2 separate regions of the Homo sapiens genome follow, and region 1 is linked to region 2. Evidence: chromatin loops called from intact Hi-C (ENCODE). Cell type or tissue: CD14-positive monocyte. All regions are shown on one strand. Links, peaks and the distances in the headings refer to the core of each region. The heading gives the core; the rest is flanking DNA.

Evidence for each region. Peaks named below come from ENCODE experiments on the same cell type or tissue, not always from the same donor. Only the 100,000 strongest peaks of a DNase experiment are listed, where the experiment ranks them.
Region 1: a loop joins it to region 2, with 2.1 times the contacts of the local background. A loop is called at or near these places in 3 of 110 quality-filtered maps.

Annotation. Positions count from the first base shown.
Region 1 is chr7:37,669,693-37,681,153 of GRCh38, forward strand. No RefSeq gene overlaps it. Among named protein-coding and RNA genes, the nearest start is that of GPR141, 8.3 kb to the right of the region's middle. In CD14-positive monocyte, for the core only: no CTCF peak of the experiment used is centred there; DNase peaks (open chromatin) are centred at 2,389, 5,039 and 6,279; H3K4me3 peaks cover 3,648 bases; H3K27ac peaks cover 4,739 bases.
Region 2 is chr7:37,723,272-37,734,732 of GRCh38, forward strand. All of the region lies in intron 2 of GPR141 (G protein-coupled receptor 141), which reads left to right. Among named protein-coding and RNA genes, the nearest start is that of GPR141, 45 kb to the left of the region's middle. RefSeq lists a silencer at 5,766-5,875. In CD14-positive monocyte, for the core only: a CTCF peak has its summit at 9,084 (motif pointing left); DNase peaks (open chromatin) are centred at 5,680 and 9,190; H3K4me3 peaks cover 2,318 bases; H3K27ac peaks cover 6,077 bases.

The DNA of each region.
Region 1 (11,461 bases), core at 1,929-9,928, 54 kb before region 2:
AAATAGCAAGTGGCATCAATGAAAAAGGCACAGTGGGCATTCATGAAAAAAGCTCTTCAGAGGGGTTTCTCGAAATATGGAGAGAGAGGATTTTCCTGCCTTTCCTGTAGCCTTTGTCATACAAAAAATATCAGTTAAGTGCAAAAAGAACAATCAATTACTCAGCAATACTTCATCACCCACTGAGATAATTCTAAAGAAATCACAGAAACTTGTATTTATCAGTTACCTGACACTAGTTATATATCAGGTATGTGTCATGTACATTTTCTTTTCACAGTAATCAGGTGAGGTAAGTATTATATTCCTGTGGTTTTTTTTTTTTCATGAAGAAATTGTGGTTTGTCAACTTGGCCAAGTCGACAGAGGGACATGACACATGTTAGCTCTGGCTGCTGGCAGCACAGTTAAATTGTCTCTTAAGGATGCAAATGGTCTCTTTTTCTCTTCAGTTGCAACTAGTAACACATATTGATTAAGTTAGGGATTTTTTTTTTTGCACTTAAAGAAATGGAAAGCTTAACTAAATATGACAAAAGTTACAGGCATTAAATTATCTCATATTAGAAGAATTTTTAGAATGCATGGAGGAACAGGGGTTTTGTGCAGTGCCTGGACAGATGTCAAAGACCCAGCTCTTTAATAATCCAGTACGCCAACCTCAGCATGTTGGGTACTTGTTCTTAGAAGTACCCCCTGCATGGGTACAGCTATGGAAGCTTGTTCTCATAACTCAGTTTCAAAAAGAAAGGACAGGTGTCTTTGTTATCTCCCTGCTAACCCCCTAAAAAATGGGAGAGCAAAGTCTTTCTCAGGAACCTCCAGTGGCTGTGCCTGTGTCATATTCCTATCTTTAGACCAATCACCAGCAAGGAGGATGTGCATCACCAAGGCTGGCTAAAAATTTATTGGCTGAGAATAGATCCACCAGAGCTGGGCACTTTGCCAACCAAACACAATTGACATCCCATTTGAAAGGAAGTGGGAAAATCCCTGGGTGAGCGATAGCTGTGTTTTCCAAAAATGTCAATATAGAGGAAATTTCATCCTTGTGTCAACTTTTGGTTCATGGTGTTTGGTACTTACTTTAGTTTCTGTAGATGAAGAGAAGGAAATAGAAGACTAGGAAAGATTCAATACCTGAAAACAATTGATAGATATATTGACTTGATGGTAGAGTACATTTAAATGAAGAATGAGGAAATTAGACAAACCTGATTCATAGTTGAGTTTTCCTATCATAAAACACACCACAGTTTTATTTCCTATTTAACTGATATGATGTGTAAGAAAAAACAAATACATATATTTAATAATATCAAAGCATGTCAAAACCTGTGGTTCCATCCTGGTCCCTATCAATAATGGAAGATGAAGTTTCAAATTGATTTAGTGATGACAATTTAGTGATCCTGATGACTTTCTGGTAATGGAGAACCAGAGGAGCAACTGTAGATGTAAACTGATTTAATTTTCTTTAGGTAATGCTGTTTCTAGGAAAGCAGAAGTTTTTTTTGTATGCTCCATTTCCTGGGTTGGCCATGGAGAGAGAAATGTAAGTGAAAAGATCGCATTTAACAGCTCTCATTTAGATTGTCCTGCACGTAGAGAATACATACAATGAATGTAATAATTGTACTATCTTGCAGGGTTGCCTGAGGACTCTATAAGATAATAGGAAGAAAATATTTGTTGAAGGCATAAGTATCCAATAAACGCTAGCAATAGGATTATAAATATCATAAATGCAAATCTGACTAACATAATACCAAGTAATAATAGTATTTGTTAATAATGGCCTTGAGCAAATTACCACAATATTTCTAGTTTGCTTCCCTATCTATAAAACGAAACTGATGATTCCTACCCTCATAAAATTGTTGTGAGGATAATATTAAAAAATTATGAAATTCTTACTGTCTGCCTGGCACAAAGTAAGCATCTGTCCATCTGCCCACTAAGCAAACATGTGAGCACATACAGTGTGTTTGGTGCCACTGTGCTAAGTGCTGGTGAAGCAGTAATAGATAAATCATCGTTCCTAATTTCATAGAAAATTCCCTATGAAATTAGGATAATCCAGATATTCCCTATGAAATTAGGATAACATAGGGAAATAGATAAATCATAGTTCCTAATTTCATAGACCCACCTTTCTGTTGAACTGTATACAAAATATGGATATCGAATCTAACAATTGAGTTTATTATGGTAGATAATTTAAGGTTTTGATGTGCAAGTTGAAATGGTAGTGAAAGTGAGAGTGTGTGAGAGGGAGACTGGTGCATAAAGGTGAAGGAATTCAAAGGCAAAGAGACTGTGTCTAATGGAGTGCTGGCAAATGCAAGGAGGCTGTTGAGTGACATTGCACAAGCAGATGACACGTTCCCTAGCAAAGGCAGAATCAAACTAACAGGCAGCTTCTGGACCTACGCTGTTAAGTACAATGCCTGGTGTAATAAGCATTTTTGAATGAATTGATAAAGTCATCCTTGGAGGAAATACACTCTGAAGATTCAGGGACCAAAATAAAGGATTAAGAGAAGGATGTTAAGTAAACAGTAAGCCACAGAATTTTTTTTTTTTTTTTAAAGAGAGTAAAACTCTTTTAAAGCCACTAAGGTGAAGACACAGTGTAGCTGTTTCTTATCTTTCTCAAGCAAGAGCTGGCCATTCTCTTTGAACCTCTCAGGGAATGAGTGAGTGTTAAAACTATCATTGATGATGAGTTCCAAGCCGGGACTCCATCAGAGAGAGAGATTGCCTGGAACTGAAGAAGCTAAATCTACCTTCAAGTCCAGGGTGCAGCCCAGGGCCACTAAAAGGAATTAAGGCTAAACTGTCAAGAGCTGAGTAAATGTAGACTTGGCAGTGTGATGATTAATATTGAGTGTCGACTTGATTGGACTGAAGGATGCAAAGTATTGTTCCTTGGTGGGTCTGTGAGGGTGTTGTCAAAGGAAATTAACATTTGAGTCAGTGGACTGGGAGAGGCAGACCCACCCTCAGTCTGGGTGGGCACCATCTAATCAGCTGCCAGCATGGCCAGAATAAAAGCAGACAGAAGAACATGGAAAGACTAGACTGGTTGAGTCTTCCAGCCTCCATCTTTCTCCCATGCTAGATGCTTCCTGCCCACGAACATTGGACTCCAAACTCTTCAGCTTTGGGACTCTTGGACCTTTGACCACAGACTGAAGGCTGCACTGTGGGCTTCTCTACTTTTGAGGTTTTGGGACTCGGACTGGCTTCCTTGCTCCTCAGCTTGCAGACAGCCTATTGTGGGACCTCACCTTGTGACCGTGTGAGTCAATACTCCTTAACAAACTCCCCTTCATATATACATCTATCTTATTAGTTCTGTCCCTCTAGAGAACCCTGACTAATGTAGGCAATGAGGCAAGAAGTTAAGGTTTAAGGTCAAAAGAAAAGGTCAGAGACTCTTCCAGTAAACGTGGCTAGGATGCCTGAAGCTCATAAATGGGAGCTGACTGGGCTTAGCCTGGATTAAAAGCTCTTGTTTGGTGATTCAGTTACTAGATCTATTTGATATGTGTACATGTGTGTGTTTGAAACTTATTGATGAATAAATACATTAAAAATTGAAATTCTGCCCTGATATTCTAAGCCTTCCTGCCTAAGACAAAATACCATTAGATTTCTTCTCTATTTATAGGGGTATTCTCTCCCACAGAGCAGGGCCTGCTGCTTTGTTTCTGGAAAAACACATTCTGCTTTAAAAATGATACTCTGTAACTCTGTTTCCTGAGAATTACACACGACTTGAATCTAGTCCTTTGCTGAGATGAAGTACAGATTTGAGGTGCATTCATATTCCCCATAAAATATGTTTGTCACCCTAGCAACTGCCCTAAAATACCTTGTAGTATCCTGACATGAGTATAAATACAATTTCTCATACTCTGAGAAGCCAAGCAAGTGACATAAGTTATTCCAACATCAGAAGTCTTCCAGGTGTAGACTTCAGGGTGGAAGCCAGGATATCATCATCATCATCATCATCATCATCATCATCATCATCATCATCTTCGTCATCTTCATGATATCACTATTTCTTTTCACAATATTTCTTTACAGGTGACAAAGGTTTCTACAACTAAATATAGTATCTGAATGCATTAAATGGTAAGAACCTTTGCCTCTGCACTGGTGGGGATGTTTGGTGGCCTCTGTTTCAGATCATTCTGAAGTGTGAAGTTTGAAATTTGTTGAACACTTTAAAGAGAAAATACTGCTTTAAACAAAGGTCACCAAATTGTAAAACAAAGAAATTTTCAAAAAATCTATAATAGAGATATAGGCAATTACCCCACTGTTGTAATTAGCAAAATGACGCTCAGAAAGTCTATATGGTCTTTCTACAGGCACTCAGTTTACTAGATGAAGGGGAGGAATTGAGTGCAGATGAACTTCCAAATCTCTTTGTACTACTGTGAATGCAGCATCTACATCCTAATTCACATGGCTGGAAAGCTCAGTTGCAAAAGGGATATTTTGGACAGGTTATCAGAATGAAGATGGACAATATTCATTAGTCACAGGTATGTGGTTTTCAGCGAGGCATTTGGCAAGGCCGCTGCTGGCTATGTTGACCTTACAGAAACACAGCCTGTATGATATTTGGAGAATACCTCCAGGCAAAGGACACTCGTGAATGAACTGGTGCCCAACTGGAGACTGTCAGGTAGCTGGTGGAGGACTTGTACCTCAGGTCTGTTGTTTTGGACAGTTTTTCACATCTTGAATGAGGTGAGTGGTCAGACTTAGGATCTAAAAAGTCCTGAAGAAGGCAGGAGCAAACTAAAGTTTAATAATGATTGATAAAAGGTCCTTCTCCTGGGTCCCAAATCACAGGATGGTGAAAGCTGTGCTTGAAGGCAGTTCTTAAAGCACCACATAAGAGGAGAGAAATTTTATTTCACAAATCGGAGCACACTGAAGGCATTTGGTGCAGTTCTGGATGAACACTTTAAGAAAGAGGAACTTACGGAAACTGAAGGATGTTGTAAACAGAGTGGCTGGGAGAATGGAGGAACTCAAAACCACATCATGTGAATATTGCTTTAGAAGATCACAGTTCCAGACACGGAGAAGGGAAGACTCAGACCGTACAAGACAATCATCTGCAGGGCTGTCAGGGAGAAAAGGGATTAAACTTTTTTTCTCCTTGGCTATAAGATGGGAATTTAAAATGTGGGTCGTTAGTATAAGGAAACATTTCAGTTTGTAAGTAATAAATAACTTTAAATGCCAGAGCTGTCAGAAGATGAACAACTAGAGACTGGATGGTACTTGGAGGGGTATCTCCAGTATCAGTGAGTAGTTCTGAACACTGAGATTCTGTGCTTCACAGATCCCTCCTTTGCTCTTTAAATATTTGGCATGTTATCACCACCCTCTTTTTTGTGTGGAGTCCCAATAATGGAAATCATCCTTTTTAGGTGATTCAGATAATTTTGAAGATCTGCAGCAGGGTTCAACCAGAGTTTACTTTGCACGTTGATTTAATAGGTGAGAGCTGGAAGCTCACAAATGCCATATGCAAATTTGTTCTAAATGAGCTCTAAATATGGATTTGGAACTAATTGTTCTGGCATCTATTTCAATGAGATAAAGCATTGGACAAATATATTTCAAAGTGAGGAAGAGGATGTTTTAGCATTGTTCCCAGGAAAATGAGCTCTAGCATGCAGGTAATTCAGAAAAGGAGGACACTTAATGTGAAGCTTCATATGAGAAAACAGAATGTTGGCTGAATCATTATTTAGAAATAATAGAACTGTGGGCTGAGGCGGGTGGATCACAAGGTCAGGAGTTCGAGACCAGCCTGGCCAAGGTGGTGAAACCCCGTCTTTACTAAAAATACAAAAATTAGCCAGGTGCAGTGGCACCCGCCTGTAATCCTAGCTACTAGGGAGGCTGAGGCAGGAGAATCACTTGAACCCAGGAGGTGGAGGTTGCAGTGAGCCCAGATCGCGCCATCGCACTCCAGCCTGGGCAACAAGAGCAAAAACTCCATCATAAAATAATAACGATAATAATAATGGAACTGTGAAAATAATTAGTGTCAAATCACCTGTACCAGTAAATTTTTAGTGTGGAACATTTAAAAATGAACTTTTATTATTTAAGTATATTGTTTACACAGAAAAATGCACAAATCACAGAGTGCAACCAGATGAGTTATCACAATGTCAGCACATTTGAGTGCTCGCCACCCAGATCAAGAGATAGCAGGGAAGTACCCCTTCTTCCCCTAATTGCTCCCACTCCTCCCATGCCTTCAGTGGTAACCACTGGCAGGGCTTGCAACATCATAGATCAGTTTTCCCTGTATTTAAACTTCATATAAATGTAACCACACAGTGAATTCTTTGTTTTTGGCTTCTTTTCTCAATACTATGTTTGTGAAATGCATCTATGTTTTTGCATGTAACATTATTTCATTCATTTTCATTGTTAAAGAGCAACTACGCGTCCATATTTTTTTTAAAAAAGAATACATTTTATTGTTAAGCCACATCAAGGATTATTTCCAGATTTTGACTACTGTGCTTTTTTCTGTTATGAACATTCTTGTAGTATTTTTGGCACATATACATATGCATTTTCTGTTGGGTACATATCTAATAATGAAATTGCTGCATCATGAGACAAAGGAATGTTGAGCTTGAGAAGTAAAGCTTTAGCTGTACCACTAGCAGCGTATGCAAATTCTATTTGCTCCACATCCTCCTCAATACTTGGTATTGTGGTTTTTTTAATTTTAGCCATTTGGTATATATTTAGTGGTATTCCATGGCTGTTTTTAATTATCATTTACCAAGTGACTAATTTAGATGAGTAACATCGCCTGTACTTATGAGAAAACCTTCTTTTGCAAATTGCTTATCCAGGTATTTTGTATGTACTAATTTTATTATATTATCTATCTTTTTTCTCATTTATACATATTTGATATGAATCTTTGGTCAGTTATATGAACTACAAATATCTGCTTTCATTCCATGGTTTCTCTTTTTACTGTCTTGATATCTTTGATGAGTATAAAGTCTTATTTTAAAGTAGTTTGACTCAGTCTCCTTTTTAGTGATTAGTGAGTTTTGTATTCTTAAAAAATTTTTCCTATACTCCAAGGTAAAGAAGATAATCTTTGTTATCTTCTAGAAGCCTTATTGTCTCACTTTTCACATTTAGGTCAACAATCTATCTGGAACTGATTTTTTGCAAATAATGTGAGGTAGAAACTCAAGATTCATTTTTCCCCCTGATTTGAATGTTTAATCGACCCAACATCATTTATTAAAAAGACTTCCTTCCTTCTTTCCTTCCTTCCTTCCTTCCTTCCTTCCTTCCTTCTCTCCCTCCCTCTCTCCCTGTCTTTCTTTCTTTCCCTCTTTCTTCTCTTCTTCTTCCCCACTGCTTTACATTGCCACCGTTTTTGTAAATAAGTGTTCATCTATGCGTGTGGATCATTTGCTGGACTCTATACTATATTTCTTTATGATTGTGCTAATACCATGCAGTTTTAATAATTTTAGCTTTAAAATAAATCTTGGTATCTGGTAATTCAGTCTTTCAAATATTTTAATTTTCTTCCATTTTCTTGGACATTTAAGGCGCTTTACATTGCCATATAAATTTTTGGATTTACTTGTTAATTTTCACAAAATCATTTATTTGGGTTTTTATTAGGAATATATTGAACATAGGTAGTTTTGGGGAAGCACTGCTATCTTCACAATATTGAACCTTTTTATGTGAAAGTAATGCATAGTCTTCCACCCACTGAGATCTTTGTTAATTTCTCTCAATATTTTATATTATTCTACATTGAAGACTTGCTTATCTACTGTTAAATTTATTCCTAGGCATTGAAGTTTTTTCATTTTGATGCTAATTAAAATGGTATTATTTAAAAAAATTGTATTATTTGCTTCTTTGTTGCAAGTGTGAAATGCAATTGATTTTTGAAAATTAATATGTAACTTTTGGCTTTACAATAGTTAACAAATTTATTCTATAAGTCTATCTATGGAGTCTTTGTATTTTATATGTATAAAATAATGTCCCTTGGAAATAAAGATTGTGTTATTTCTTTCTTTCCAATATTTATACCTTTTATTAATTATTTTGCCTCACTGCATTCTGTTAGGATCCAATAAAACATCTTTAGTAAGAGTGGCAACAGATGGCATCCTTGACTTATACTTGCTACCAGGAGGAAAGCATTCAATATTTTCCCATTAAAGCAGGTCGTTTGCTGTAGGATTTTGTATGTATCCATCTATTCTTCATTTGTAGGTGCCTTTTAAAAAATCATGGATGGATGTTGAATTTTATCACGATTTTTCTGCCTCTGTTTGAGAAGATCCTATGATTTTTCTCCTCTATTTTGCCTAGGTGGTGAATTGCACTCACTGATTTTTACATGTGTTGTCTTCTTGGAATAATTCTCGCCTGACCATAATGCCATGCCTTAGTGTGTGTGTGTGTGTGTGTGTGTGTGTGTGTGTGTGTGTTTTCTGAGTCAGGTCTCATTCTGTTGCTCAGGCTGTAGTGCAGTGACTTGATCATAGTTCACTGCAGTGTTGAACTCCTGGGCTCTTGCTTTGACCTCCCAAAATGCTGGCATTACAGACTTGAGCCACCATGCCCAGCTATAATTTATATATATGTATCACTAGATTTTATTTGCTAATATTTTGTTTACGAGTTTTGTGTCTATATAAATCAGAGTAGACTTTGCTTAGGTCCTTTATTATAATTTCCTCACTGGATTTTGCTATCAAAGTTACGATAACCTCAAAACATGAGTTAGAAATCTTTTTTTTCTGTGCTCTGGAATAATATATGTAAAATTGATGTTATTTCTAAATGTTTAGAAGAATTCACATAAAATCATTAGGCCTGGAAATTTGTTTTCAAAGGGTTGTAGTTACAGATTTCATTTCTTTTACTAGATATTAACTATTTGTATTATATATTTCTTCATGTGGCAGTATAGTATATAAATTATGGCTTTTTAAATTATTTCACCATTTTATTGAAATCATTGCTCTAAAACTGTTATGATATCTTTTTGTTAGCATTTTATTACCTGAGGGATTTGTAGTTAAGCCCCTTCTTTAAAAAAATCTTGATACTTGGATTTTGTGCCCTCTTTCTTTTTTTCTCTATTTTTCTAGAGATTCATTGAATTTATTAGTCTTTAAAAGAATGAACTTGTAGATTTATTTTCTCTTTTATATATTTGTTTTATCTTTCATTGACTTCTGCTTGATTTTTCTTCTTTCTTGCTGCTTACCTCGAGTTTCATTCATTTCACCTTTCCACCTCTACTATATGCATTTAAATATGACCTTAATTGTAATATTAAAGTTTTTATAAGTTGAATTTTCATTATCATTCAAATAACAGTATTTCCTAATTTTCATTTGTACTCACATTTTAGCTTGTGATTTATTTAGAAGTATATTGAGTACTTTTCAAACATATAAAGGTTTTAACATTATCTTTTTGTTACTGATTTCTAGCCTAATTGTGCCTTTTATCAGAAAATATACTCTGTATAGTTTCAGTCTTATTATATTTGTTATATTTGCTTTATATCTACCATTGGGTTAATTGAGGTTGTTCATATGATGTGAATTCTGCATTTGCTGAGTATAAGGAATATGAATTAGGTCAAGTTTATTGATTGCCTTGTTCAAGTGTACTATATTCACATTGAATTTTTGTTTGCTTGTTGTATCACAGAGAGGTTTGTTAAAATCTTCTACTATGATAATAAATTTGTCCATTTTCCCTTTCGTCATGTCATTGTTTTGCTTCACATATTTGAGACTAAAACTGCAACAAATTCAGAATTGTAATGTTTTAGAAAGATTGACACTTTTATTATGAAATTACCTCTCTTTGTTGCCAATAATGTTTCTTGCCTTAAAGTCTAATCTGGTAAGTGCTCAGTGCATTTACATATTATTATCATCAAATTTGGGGTTTTAAATTTGCTCTCTTACTCTTTGTTTTCTACTTATCTATTCATTCTATATGTCTTTTCTGTACTTTTTGGCATTTTTTTGGATAATATTTCTTCATTCCATTTTTTCCTGTTTTATCTTGCTAATTTTGTTGTTATTTTTTAGTCACTATTCCAAAGATGATGGTGAGCATTCTTGATTGATTAAAGTCTAATGTTAATTAGTACTTTTACCACCTTCAAGAAGATGCAAAGATTTTAGAACACTTGAATTCAATTTATATCTCTCCATGCTTTATCCCATTATTGTCAGGAATTTTGACTCTACCTATATTTCAAATCCTGTTAGGTGATTACTATTGTTATTGTAAATCTTTGATATGTACATAGGTTTACCCACACATTTGCTCTTTCTATTGCTCTTGGTTTCTTTGTGCAGTTCTGGCTCTCACCTGGGATTGCCTTTGCACTTTTGGAATCACTCCTTTTAGCATTTCCCTTAGTTCATGTTGGTGGGTTACAAATCATCATAGTTTCAGTTTGTCTGAAAATATTATTGTGTCATCAAGATGATGGATATTTTTATTGCATAAAGAACTCTAAATTAGCAGTTATTTTCTTTTACAATTTTGAAGATGTTGTTCCATTTCCTTTGGGTTCCATTGCTGTTGTTGAAAAGGCTGTCTTCAATCTTATTGTTGCACACTTAAAAGTTTTTGCCTCCGAACAGATTTTAAGTTTTGTTTTTGTTTTTTCTTTAGAGATGGAGGTCTCACTATGTTGCTTAGGCTGGTCTCAAACTCCTGGCTGAAAGCAATCCTATCATCTCAGCTTCTCGTGTAACATAATTTTAAAATTTCTTTCTTCATTTTTTTATTTCATATATTGGACCTTGGTAGAGTTTTTGTTGTTGTTTCTATTCTCTTTGGGATTCATAGTGCTTCTTGAGTCTATGTCTTTTTTTATTATGATTTTTTAAAAAATGTATTGCCCTTTAAAATATCGTTTCTTCCAAATTCTTCCTCTTGTTTCTTTCCAGAGCAACATTATAGGCATGTTAAAACTTTGCCCTATGTCTTTCATGACTTTTGTGTGATTTTATATAATTTTTATCTTTTTTTTGTTGCCATTATTCAATCTGGTATTTCTTTTTTTTCTTTTTCTTTTTTTTTTGAGACTGAGTTTTGCGCTTGTCACCCAGGCTGGAGTGCAATGGTGTGATCTTAGCTCATTGCAACCTCTACCTCCTGGGATCAAGCGATTCTCCTGCCTTGGCCTCCCTGGTAGCTGGGATTACAGGCACCCACCACTATGTCCAGCTAATTTTTGTATTTTTAGTAAAGACAGGGTTTCACCATGTTGGCCAGGCTGGTCTTGAACTCCTGACCTCAGGTGATCCACCTGCCTTGGCCTCCCAAAGTGCTGGGATTACAGGTGTGAGCCACCATGCCCAGCCCA
Region 2 (11,461 bases), core at 2,126-10,125:
CATGAGCCACCGTGCCTGGCCTAAGAGTCCAGAAATGCCTAATTTTTCTTTAGTGCCTTTTAGTTGCCTCTTTTTTTATTAATATAAAAAATACCAGAAACACTGAGAAAATAAAAAGAAATAAAACCCTAGAAGTTACTAGGAAGAAAAAAAAAAAGTGAATGGCACGGAAGATGAGCAAGCAGATAGTGAAATGCCTGAAGTGGACATGGTGAGGGAGGGAGGAAACTATGATACTGGGTGAAGCACAGAGTGAATCTTGTGAAATGGTGATGTGAAAAGCAGCCTCCTTTAGTGATGTCCTATTCTTGCTCTATCACATTTTAGTGCTTCATGGGCCATAAGGAGGCTTGGAGGCAAGGAAGTTACCAGCATTGTTGGATACCACGTTTTGCCTGTCTGAAGGCCTCGTCCCTTACATGTCCGTATAGACATGTTTCTCTGTCTTTTGAGGTTGGGTGGATTAAGTAGGCCAGATGGTGTGTCAAAGGTGGCAACAAGGCTGTAGTAGCACTGGACACTCAGGAATGCCAGGAACACAGTCCCCCAGATTTAACAGTTTCTGAGAATAAAGCACAGTTCCTGGACAATGAAAGATTTCTTTGAAGCAAAATTTCTGGTAAGGAGATGGACATTCACAAAGATCAGAATTCATAGCACATTTCAATATCTGCAGACCTACAGATCTATGCAAGGCTCTCCCTGGGAATGGAAAGAACTCACTGACAGTTCCTTATTTTCGAGAACATGGGTGGCAGCAGGGGTGCCCTGGGTGCCTTGCAGAGCAGTGTGGCTCACTCTACACAGACACAAAGCCTCTGAGTTTCAGCTCCCACTTCCCTTGTAGGTAACCAGAACTTGCATCCTCACCTTTAGAGAGTCAGCAGCAATGGTGAACTCCTCAAGTGAGGAGAGAAAGGATAGCTCAAATCCAGAAGCCTGCTCTTTGGTGAAAAATGATGTCTTTGATGAGTGAGGCTGCAGATCTAACTTTACTTGAAACTGCCTAAAAAATATATATATACATTTTTTTTTGCTATTAAAAAAACCATAGAAAACCCAAGAGAGTCCTTTCAAACTTCAGAAATAGGATGTACAGAGGAGGAGGACTGTGAGAGAGAGTTCGAATATGAACAAAGCAGGGGGCAATTTTTATATGTTACTTAGGCATATAACCTTCTGCAGTGAATTTCTTTAGAGTTGATATTTCTTTTTTATTGTTTCCCACACTGCTTCAGATATTTTCAGACAGATTTTTTTGGTTTTGGTTTTTTAGCTACACTGAGCTCGTCCTTAATGTGGGAGCTGCCATCCCAGAATCTTTTCTCAATATATTTTGGATGAACTGCTGCTTGAGTTTCCCTGAGTGAGTGATTAAAGTGACTGTTCCTATTTGTTTTCTGCAAACACAACAAACTATAATTCGTTCTAAGGAGAGCTCAAAGGCAGGAAGCCATTTGTCTGCTGACAACCTTTTCTCAGAACAACCTGTGATGCCTCTTCTAGCTGGGGCTGGACATCCATCCTGGCTCCCAACTGGTGTCCTTGAGGTGGGGCCTATGGGGCTGGACTTAAAGCATAGTTCTCTTGATTAGAAGCTGCCGTCTGTCCTGCTGGGCCTCTGGAGTCTGCCTTTAGTAGTGCTGTGTCACAGGAATAGTCCCAGACTGAGACACAGAACCTGGAATTTAGCCAGTGACAAGCCGTGCTAGCTTTCAAAGGTCGCTGTGTGGGCCTCGGTGTCTTCCTTAGTTAAATGGGTGCACTGGATGCTATAATCTCTAGGTTTCACTCTGACACTAAGAATTTGTGATTTTTTCTTCTGATTCCTGGTCCAAGGGTTCCTTCTCTCCTGGAGATGGAGACACCATGACCACTCTCATGGATCTTTTCTTCTTGGAAGAAGGGGTGAATATAGAGAATGACAAAGAAAAAGTGAGATGACAGTGATCAGTGTTATGAAGAACATGGCTTGGGTAGGGCTGGTTCCTTGTATTGAGTGGTCAAGAATCAAGAAGGTGAATCTGCAGTCCCATCTGTTCAAGGTGCAGCAGAAAGAAGTGAAGCCAGGGATGGAGCGGGGAGCAAGGAGGAATGAGCGGCCACATCAGAGGGACCAGGCCTGCGAACTTGAGCAGGGTGAGGCATCCAGGGCTCCTGGTTCCTGGCACGGCATCCTCCTAGTCCTCTAACCAGGGAGTTTCCTGCTCTGCCCTTGATATGAATGAATGAAGGCAGTCACCGGCAGCATTGATTCTCTGTCAATAATTCTCCCCCTCCTCCCTCATCCCCAAGGCTCAGCTCAGACGCAATTTCTTTCTCTCTTTTTTTGCACAATGGCTTTACTGAAATATAATTCACCAACTATAAAAGTCATTCTTTTTTCAAAGGACAACTTTATGGTTGGTGAACCACAATTCAGTGGTTTTTAGTGTAGTCACAGAGTGATAGACAAAATTTCTTCTTTTTGTAGGTGGAAGAAGGAACAAATTATAAATTGTGTGATTTCAGATGTCTGGACTTTTCATTCTTTTATTTTAAAATATGTCTATTTACCATGTTTGCTTTGTTTTTTTTTTTCCTTCCTGCCTCTGTTACTGCTATTACTGTGTTCCATTTTTCCTTCTCATAATTTGCAAGCCATACATGCAACTTTGGTTCACTAATTGATTGCTCTTAAGTTTTCATCAAGAAGTTATATTCATTTTTATTTCTCTACACTTAAACAGTACCTTTAACCTCCTCCCCACCAAAAAATACTGAGATATTCACATACAATTTCTCTCTTTTATTTCCCTCACTGCCACCATGTGGAAACCAATGGGTGTTTTAATTTGGTATGAACATGAGCATTTTAGGTTTAAAATGTGTTTCACTGCATTTTGACTGTAGGAAGTGAGATCAAAGGACAGAGAGCGGGGAGGAGGGATCACATCCTGTAAGGCCTTTCAGACCATTTCCAAATCTTGATTTGATTCTGAGAAAGGTGAGAAGCCATTGGAGGATTGAGATAAGAAGAATGACATCTTCTAATTTACATTCTGAAAGATTACTCTGGTTGCTGAGTTGGGAATAGGGGAGTTAGGAGTAAAAAATGGGAGAATTCATGGGCTTGCTGTAATAATCCCATTAAGAGTTAATGTGGCTGAATCCCAGTTGTTGCAATTTAGGCAATGAAGAGTTGACCAACTCTATGTTTATTTTATGTAATTTTTCATAATTTTTAAATTTAGAAATAATTTTACACAAAACATTTACAATGTTAGAAGAATGATAAAGAGCTCCAATATAACCTTCACCCAGATTCCCCAATTGTAATCTTTTCCACATTGGTTTTTCTCTTTTTGTATATCCATATTGTAATTTTTTGGATTGATTTGATAATAAATAGAAAGCATGCTGCCTTTATCCTTATAGTATGTGGTGTATATTATATAAGAACAGGATATTCTCTTATACAACCACATACAATGGTCAAGATCAGGAAAATAACATTGATACAATTCTATTATTTAATCTGCAGACTGTGTTAATATTTGGCCAATTATACCAGTAATATCCTTTATAGAAAAAATCTGGCCCATGGACTCTATGTGGACTAATATGAGAGACAGGGGATAGGAGTTGCTGAAGGAGTGGAGGTGAATTATGGGAGAAAAAGAGGAATTAGGGATAATTGTAAGATTTTTCACGTATGCAAATAGAAAATGGAGTTCGTATTACTAGTTAAACTGCGAGGACTTTGCAAGGAAGAAGTTTTTGTGTATGTCTGGGGCACAGTTCAGCCTTGGATATACTAAGTTTGAGATGTTTATTATACATCGAAGTGGATATGCTAATTTGTTCTTTGTGATTTGAAATAACATCTTTATGTGTCTAAATCTGAGTCTTTTCTAGTAGTTTAGCTCAGTGCTGGGTGGGACCTTTCAACATAAACATTTTATCTTTTCTATGTGTAGAAAATGTCCTTTAATTATTTATCTGAGCATTTCATTCTCTTTTGCTGTCTCCAGATGATGTTGGAACTTCTATTAATAGTTTTGTTCTTGGGGTTTTTTAGCTTTTCTTTTAAATCTTCCATCTCTTGACCTTTTTTGCTTCTATCTGTGGGAGTATTCTCAACCTTCTTACAAGCTCATTGATTGTGTGGTTTGGTACATTTTAATTAAAATAACAACTCTGAGTCTTATTTCACACCATTCTCTTCTCTCTGAGGACATTTTAAAGTTACTTTTTTCCACTTTGCCCTCTTAGCAAACCAACCCATCTGTTAGTTCTTTTGTCTGGGAAATTTGGTATCCATCTAATGTGTCATTAGCTCTCCTAAAATATCCAGTGACTGTTCTTTGTCTTTTTACTGTTGAATGTGGATGAAGTTACCTGAAGCATGTACTTTTCTTTTCCAAGCCCAGACTCTTCAATTTTTGTTTAATTTGGGGGCAAGCTCTCCTAGGTGGGTGTCATCTTGCTCCAATCCTTATAATATTTAAACTTGAATAACCCTTTGCCAACTATCCAATCTGTTGCCAAAACAAGCTTTCAAAATTGAAATATTAAGATGTCATTTAGTATTCTAAAATTCCCTGCATCCCTCATAATTTTCAGAATAAAATTGAAAATCCTTAGAGTGGCAACATGCCGTAAATATGGGAATCCTCATGTACAGATTCTCACCCACGTTCTCCTAATATGTCAAATGTTCCAGGTACATCAAACTATTGGTAATTCCCCGAATGTGCATCCAAGCCTTTGCCCAGAATCTTCTCTTTCCCTGGAGTGCTTTATTTCCTCCTCTCTACATCTAGAACTTCAATGCACCCTTCAAGATCCAGTAACTGCTACATATCTGTACCCAAGCATCTTTTACTTTATTTTGATGCCTTCATCCTCAAGTACCTCTTAAATAATTACTGCTCTTTCTGAATTCTTGCAGCATTTTTCACGTACCCATAGGTGTTTCTGTAAATAATTGATGTGCCTCTTTCTCTCCTACCAAACAGGAGATTTAAAAGCGGTGATGTGTTTTATTCATTTCAGAATCTTTGCTACCTACTGTACAGTAGACAGTTAGAGTGATATCACTTGTTTAATAAATTAAGTGAGAAATCCCAAAGTAGGTTATACTTGTTTGTCTGTTTTAAAATGGTGCAGGGAGGGGTTCTGGTGACTAAGGTCTACACGCTAATGAGCATTTGGATTATTTAATGTTATTTTTCAGGGTTCTATAAATTGTGTAGGACTCTCATTTTGTAGGCTGGTCTCTGATGTTGGCTCTACCATAGGTTTCTTATAAAACAGCCACAGAAACCACTTCCATATCTCACTTTTGACATTGATGTAGTCCTCAGGCCATGGACAATGACCACTGAGACCCAAGCAAGGTTGTGGGCAAGGCTTTGGGAAGGGGGTTGATAAGATACAAGGGAATAGCCACCAGCCAGGCCTCAGGAAGACCTGAGGAGCTCTCTTGTGTGTGGGATGAGATCAGACCAGAATCACAAGAGAATCATGCAGGCAGGATGGGAGAATCCTGGTGCACCAGGATAGGGCAGAGGCTTGTTTAGAGCTACAAATACCAGCAAGGCCTGGCCTGGTATGTCAGGTCAGCTAATATGTCAGTTCCCACAGCTCCCATAGACAATGGGATGCCAGGGAAAGTTTTTAAAAAGAGAAGTGAAATCATTGATGATGCAATTTGGACTTCATTCTAGTTGTTTAGCTGTACATTTGGGTCCTAGAGAAACAAGAAGCAAGCTGGAGGTATGAAAGAGAACATTCCAAGAATGACAGGTAAGTCTGAGTCACAGCTCGAGGCTGAAGGAAGGGGGTTAGAGAGGAGGTGTCCCTTGAAATAGAAGCTGAGGCCAGCTTGCAAAGGGCTTACATGTCATGGTAGGAACTCAGAGTTTTTTCTTTTCTCTAACAGTAACCAAAGAAGGATTTTAAGCAGAGACATGACAGAGGGCAGGGGAAAATCAGAGTTTGAGGCCAGGCTTCATGATGACCTTCCAAGGTCAATCACAGAGGTAAAGAGGGGATCCTCATGTGGAACAAGGAGGTCCACAGCCAGCCAGAGAGGCAGCCCTGTCCCCTGAGAGAGCTGGCTCTGGGTTTGCAGTTTATTTCTGGGATCCTGATGTCAGTTGTTGGTCTAGATCCAAATGTGGCCATATCCAAAAAATGTTTAATCCAGTCAGGGCACTTTTTCACCATTATTTCACCCATTCAGTTAACAACTCATGACCACTATTTAAAAATTATATGCTAGTTTTGAAAGAAATTCAAAGTTAAAAACAAGTCCACAAATGACTAAAATAATTAAAACAGAGAATAAGACAACAAAGGTAGGACTGAAAGGCACCTGTAAAGCTTTTTGAGAAAGGAGCTGAGAATGTCCCGGGGGCCTGAAGGGCTTGAAAGAAAATGCAGTCTGTGTTTACACCTCAAAGATGTGCAAGACTGTGTGAGTGGGGGTAATATTTTGGGAAGAGAAAGCGCAATGAAGATATATAGGTGAAATATCTAAGTAGCATCAACAAATAACTGTTGTTAATGTTGTTTAAAAAACAATTCCCTGGCTTCTTGTATTTGGAATGGATTGTCTCCGTGGAAGCAGAAACTACCTCTCTCTTACCTTCTTTCAGGTTTTCCTGGGATCAGCTGCACTCCTTAGCAAAAGTATATTGGAGAATCAACTGAGAAAGTAACTGAGACATTTCAATCATTTCTAGGTGTAAAGAAAGACCAGATCCCAGGAAAATATTACGGTCAGTTCAATGCCTAAGTATAACACCAGCATCACTGGCTGGGACCCTCAGAACCTACTCTCCTATTTTCCCTTCATCTTCTTCTCTTCTTTCTTTTTCTTATTCCTTTTCTTTGTTTCCCCCCTTCTTTCTCTTCTCTCTTTTCCTCCCTCACTTTCTTGATCTCTCGCTCTCTTTCATGAATTCACTGAATCATTGCAGAAGTACTTGACACATACCATGTTCCAAATTCTGAGCTACGGCACATGCTATATTTTTCTACAAAATAAAGTGTGAGGTGGATCTCTAAATAATAATAACAAGTGTATCTCAAACAGTCTATCCTGGGCACCTTGTAAGCTTCAGTTGTTTTCTCTTCAAAGTGCCTGTGTCCCAAAGCTCAGGACAAATTTCAAAACCTGAACCTGAATATTAAGAAATCTAAACATATATCATCTAAAGCTGGCATCCAGGAAAACAGAGCTTTTCGTTTGATCAGAGACTGCATATTTCTTACCTGCAAGTGTTTGTTTTAACCACACTTGGCAGGTTCTGTATATAACACGCGTCAAAGCCATCAGTTGCACTTGTTTTTGTGACTGCAGGTGCTGGCTTGCTTGTTCCAGGGTCCCAGGGCCCGGCCATGGCCATGGTGTTTGTCTCTCAGGCTTGTCTGTCTCATACCTGGCAGGCTCACTGCTTCACAGCTCACTGTGTCTCTCAGACATTCTCTTGGCTTTCCCACAGTCTCAGGGACTGTTCTAAATAGCAAGCTAATATTCTGAAGTGAGGTATTGGAAGCATTTCTGAGAAGCATTTATTATTTTTGTATGTGCTCAATTTTTTAGCAATGAAGACATTTCCTTTCAAGGTTGTTAAGCTTTGAACTTTCCATTTTGTGAAAAGGCTCGAAATTTCCTTCATTCTTTGTGGGCATCCAACTCTAACAGACACATAAATTAATAGACTAGGAAATATTTAACGGTCTAAGTTCAAACAAATATGTTTACTTTGGCTGAATTGATGTTGCTATTAATTGCTATTGAAATAAACCACTGTACAAAGAAATATGCCCTGGAGGATAAATGTGACACTGCTAAAATTAAAACTCAAATGAGAATTATCTGCAGATTTTAATGTTTCAAATTCAATTTGGAGAATTCAGTTCTTTAATGTAATACTGATAAAATCATGTTATTGATCCTGCATACTCATCTCTTCTCAGGGATTAGAGACAGGCTGTTACGAGTATGTAGCAATCCCCCTTGTACCTGCATAGGTGGGGAGGTGATTGTCCAGCTCTGCTGGTCGGGCACTGGATGTAGTCATGGCTGCAAGCAAGTCATGCACGTGGAGAACGAGGTGTCTCTCTGAAAGAAATGTAGAGAGAAAATTTTAGGTCAACTAATTAAAAATTCCCATCAATCTCTAGAATAGCATCCCATATGCAAAGGAATACTCTGTCGCCCAGGCTGGAGTGCAATGGCAGGATCTCGGCTCACTGCAAGCTCCGCCTCCCGGGTTCACGCCATTCTCCTGCCTCAGCCTCCCGAGTAGCTGGGACTACAGGCGCCCGCCACAACGCCCGGCTAATTTTTCTTTTTTTTTGTATTTTTAGTAGAGACGGGGTTTCACCGAGTTAGCCAGGATGGTCTCAATCTCCTGACCTCGTGATCCGCCCGCCTCGGCCTCCCGAAGTGCGGGGATTACAGGCGCAAAGGAATACTTCTTATACAGATATATAATTTTTTTGTCCCATTAGGAAAAAATTGTGCCCCAATCGCTTTCTGTCCTTTCTTACTAAATGTGAATCTTGAAATGTTTATTGCTTCATGGTGTTCCTCCATTTGGCCCCATCCTAGTTCTTGCTTTGCTTTTAGATGCTGGGGAGCCATCTTGGGAGTAGGGTGCCCATTACATGAGATGAAGTGGTCTTCAAGGGGACAATAAGGGAGTAAGTGCCTTGTAGAAAGAAGCAAAGTAAAGAGGAAGAGAGGTTTCTTTGTTTGTTTTTTTTATTTTTATTTATTTATTTATTTTATTTTTTTATTATACTTTAAGTTCTAGGGTACATGTGCACAACGTGAAGGAAGAACTTTCTAACTTCTCCTTTTCTTTCTCTCTCTCTTTTTTTTTTTTTTTTTGAGATGGAGTCTCACTCTGTCACCCAGGCTGGAGTGCAGTGGCGTGATCTCGGCTCACTGCAACCTCTCTTTTTGTTATTAGGTTGTTGCAAAAGTAATTGCGGTTTTTGTCATTGCTTTGAATGGCAAAAACCGCAATTACTTTTGCAACAACCTATTACCTAGGCTAGAGTCAGAGCCCCCTCACCTTGAGAGTGATGAGTTGCGAGAGTCTGCCCCCAGCAGGCAGATTGAGAGAGTGCATGGTTTAGCAGAAGGATAATTTTAGCTGTAGTCCATGGGACAGAATGGAGATGTTGCAATTTGATGCAGATCATCTGAAAGTCTTGTGCAATGTCCTGATTAAGTGTGGACAGAGCACCATAAAAAAGGAATTTGGAAGTTGGAAACATGCTGAGTTCAGGCAGACATAAAAGGCAGCATCTGGAAAACCTATCAGGACTCAATTTCAGGACAAGTGATCATAGGTAGGTGGGATCATGGAACTTGACCTCAAGGTTACACTATAGGAACAATAAATAGGTTATGAAGATAATGAGCAGATAAACAGCACCACCAAGGAGTCTCAGTAATAGATATGTAACAAAGGAGCAGAGCAGGACTCTTTATAAGAGCTAGATGGTCGTAAGGAGAGGATTGGCACAGCAGTGGTTCATGCAGAATCTCCTGAGACGCAGATAAAACTTAGTTCTGATTGGGAGAAGGTTATTACAAAGCTTGAGGTGGAGATGTAGTCACAGGAAAGTAGCAAGAATATATGGGGGAGCTGAGACATGAAGAGGCATTTCCTAGAAGGGAAAATTAGGCTTTAAAGTCAGGCAGATGGGTTTGCCTGGGAAACAATCAAGAGCGCTGAGTCTGAGCCAGGGAGCTGGTGGGGAGTGAGCCAAAGTGTGTCAGGTAAGGCAGAGAACCAAAACCAGATATCAGGTGACAAGTCAAGAATGAGTAACATAGAGTACATGAATAGGTCTGGGCGGGGCTGAGAAGATATGGACTTGGCTCTATGTGCTTGGCTAGCTGAATGTTTTGCAGCTATATCTACAGGTGCTTTTATTATCATACAGCCTGGCAAGGAATGTTATTATAAACAGCTTGGGTCCTAGGTTTTGGGATGGGAAGAAGCCCCAGCTCCTGGGAATAACTGTGATGTCACCATAACACATGGTGACTTGTCCCAGCAAATGGAGCAGGGACGTGGATGAGGAAAACCACAGATAAGTATTACAGCCAGGCAGGGTGGCTCACGCTTGTAATCCCAGCACTTTGGGAGGCTGAGGCGGGTGGATCACCTGAGGTCAGGAGTTCAAGAAGAGCCTGGACAAAATGGTGAAACTCCGTCTCTACTATAATACAAAAAATAAGCCAGGTGTGGTGGCAGGCACCTGTAATCCCAGCTACTCCGGAGGCTGAGGCAGGAGAATCACTTGAAGCCGGGAGGCGGAGGTTGCGGTGAGCCGAGATCCCAGCACTGCACTCCAGCCTGGGTGACAGAGTGAAACTCCATCTCAAAAAAAAAAAAAAAAAGAAAAAAGAAAAGAAAAAAAAAGTATTGCTAGGATTAGCATCACTGTTAGTTACCATTCCAGTTATTGCCCACTTGCTAGACCCCTCAGAAAAACAGAAGTTTGCAGGAATTTTGCAGCCAAAAGGTGATGTTTAAAATATTCCTAGAAGATTTTTTCCACTTCATACGTTGGATATTTATCTCATAAATTAATCAATATTGGCCGAGTATCGTGCCCCATGCCTGTAATCCCAACATTTTGGGAGATCAAGGCAGGTGGATTTCTTGAGCCGAGGAGTTTGAGACCAGCCTGGGCAACATGGTGAAACCCTGTCTCCACAAAAAATACAAAAGTTAGGCCAGGCGTGGTGGTGCACACCTGTAGTCCTAGCTACTGGGAAGGCTGAGGTGGGAGGATCACTTGAGCACAGGAGATCAAGGCTGCAGTGAACCATGATGATGCCACTGCACTCCAGCCTGGGCAACAGAACAAGACTGTCCCAACTCATTAATTACTCAATTAATCAATATTAATTATTATGTTGTATATTGTTTTAATTTTGCATAAATTATCTAATTTGTCTCATAACGACTATATGAGGTAGGTAGGGCTTATCCACATTTTAGGTGAGAGAAATAAGCCTCAGAGAGGTTAAGTAGTTTGTTCACAGTAACACTGCAAACAGTAGTAGAAGCAAGAATTGAAGTAACGCATTGTTCTCTTAGCTACATGTTATGAATATTTAATTACTCTTCCACTTCATATTTAGAGACTATCTTCTATGTGTTGGCTATTGCTATGGATAAAAGAGTGGAAAATAATAAAAACATGCACAGTCCTTGTCCTTGTGGAGCTTAGGAGCTTACAATCTAGGGGAAAGAGGGAAGATACCAGCAACCAGCACCCATTAACCCAAGTGATTATTTAATCACCCTTGTAGAGGTGATTCTTTTATCTTCAGAAGAGGAGAAAAGAGAAGGTCAGATAGATCTCATGTAGTGTAGGAGTTCTCTGACTTATCTTCTGAAAGAGATCTTACCAAGTAGATCTTACCTAGTATGGG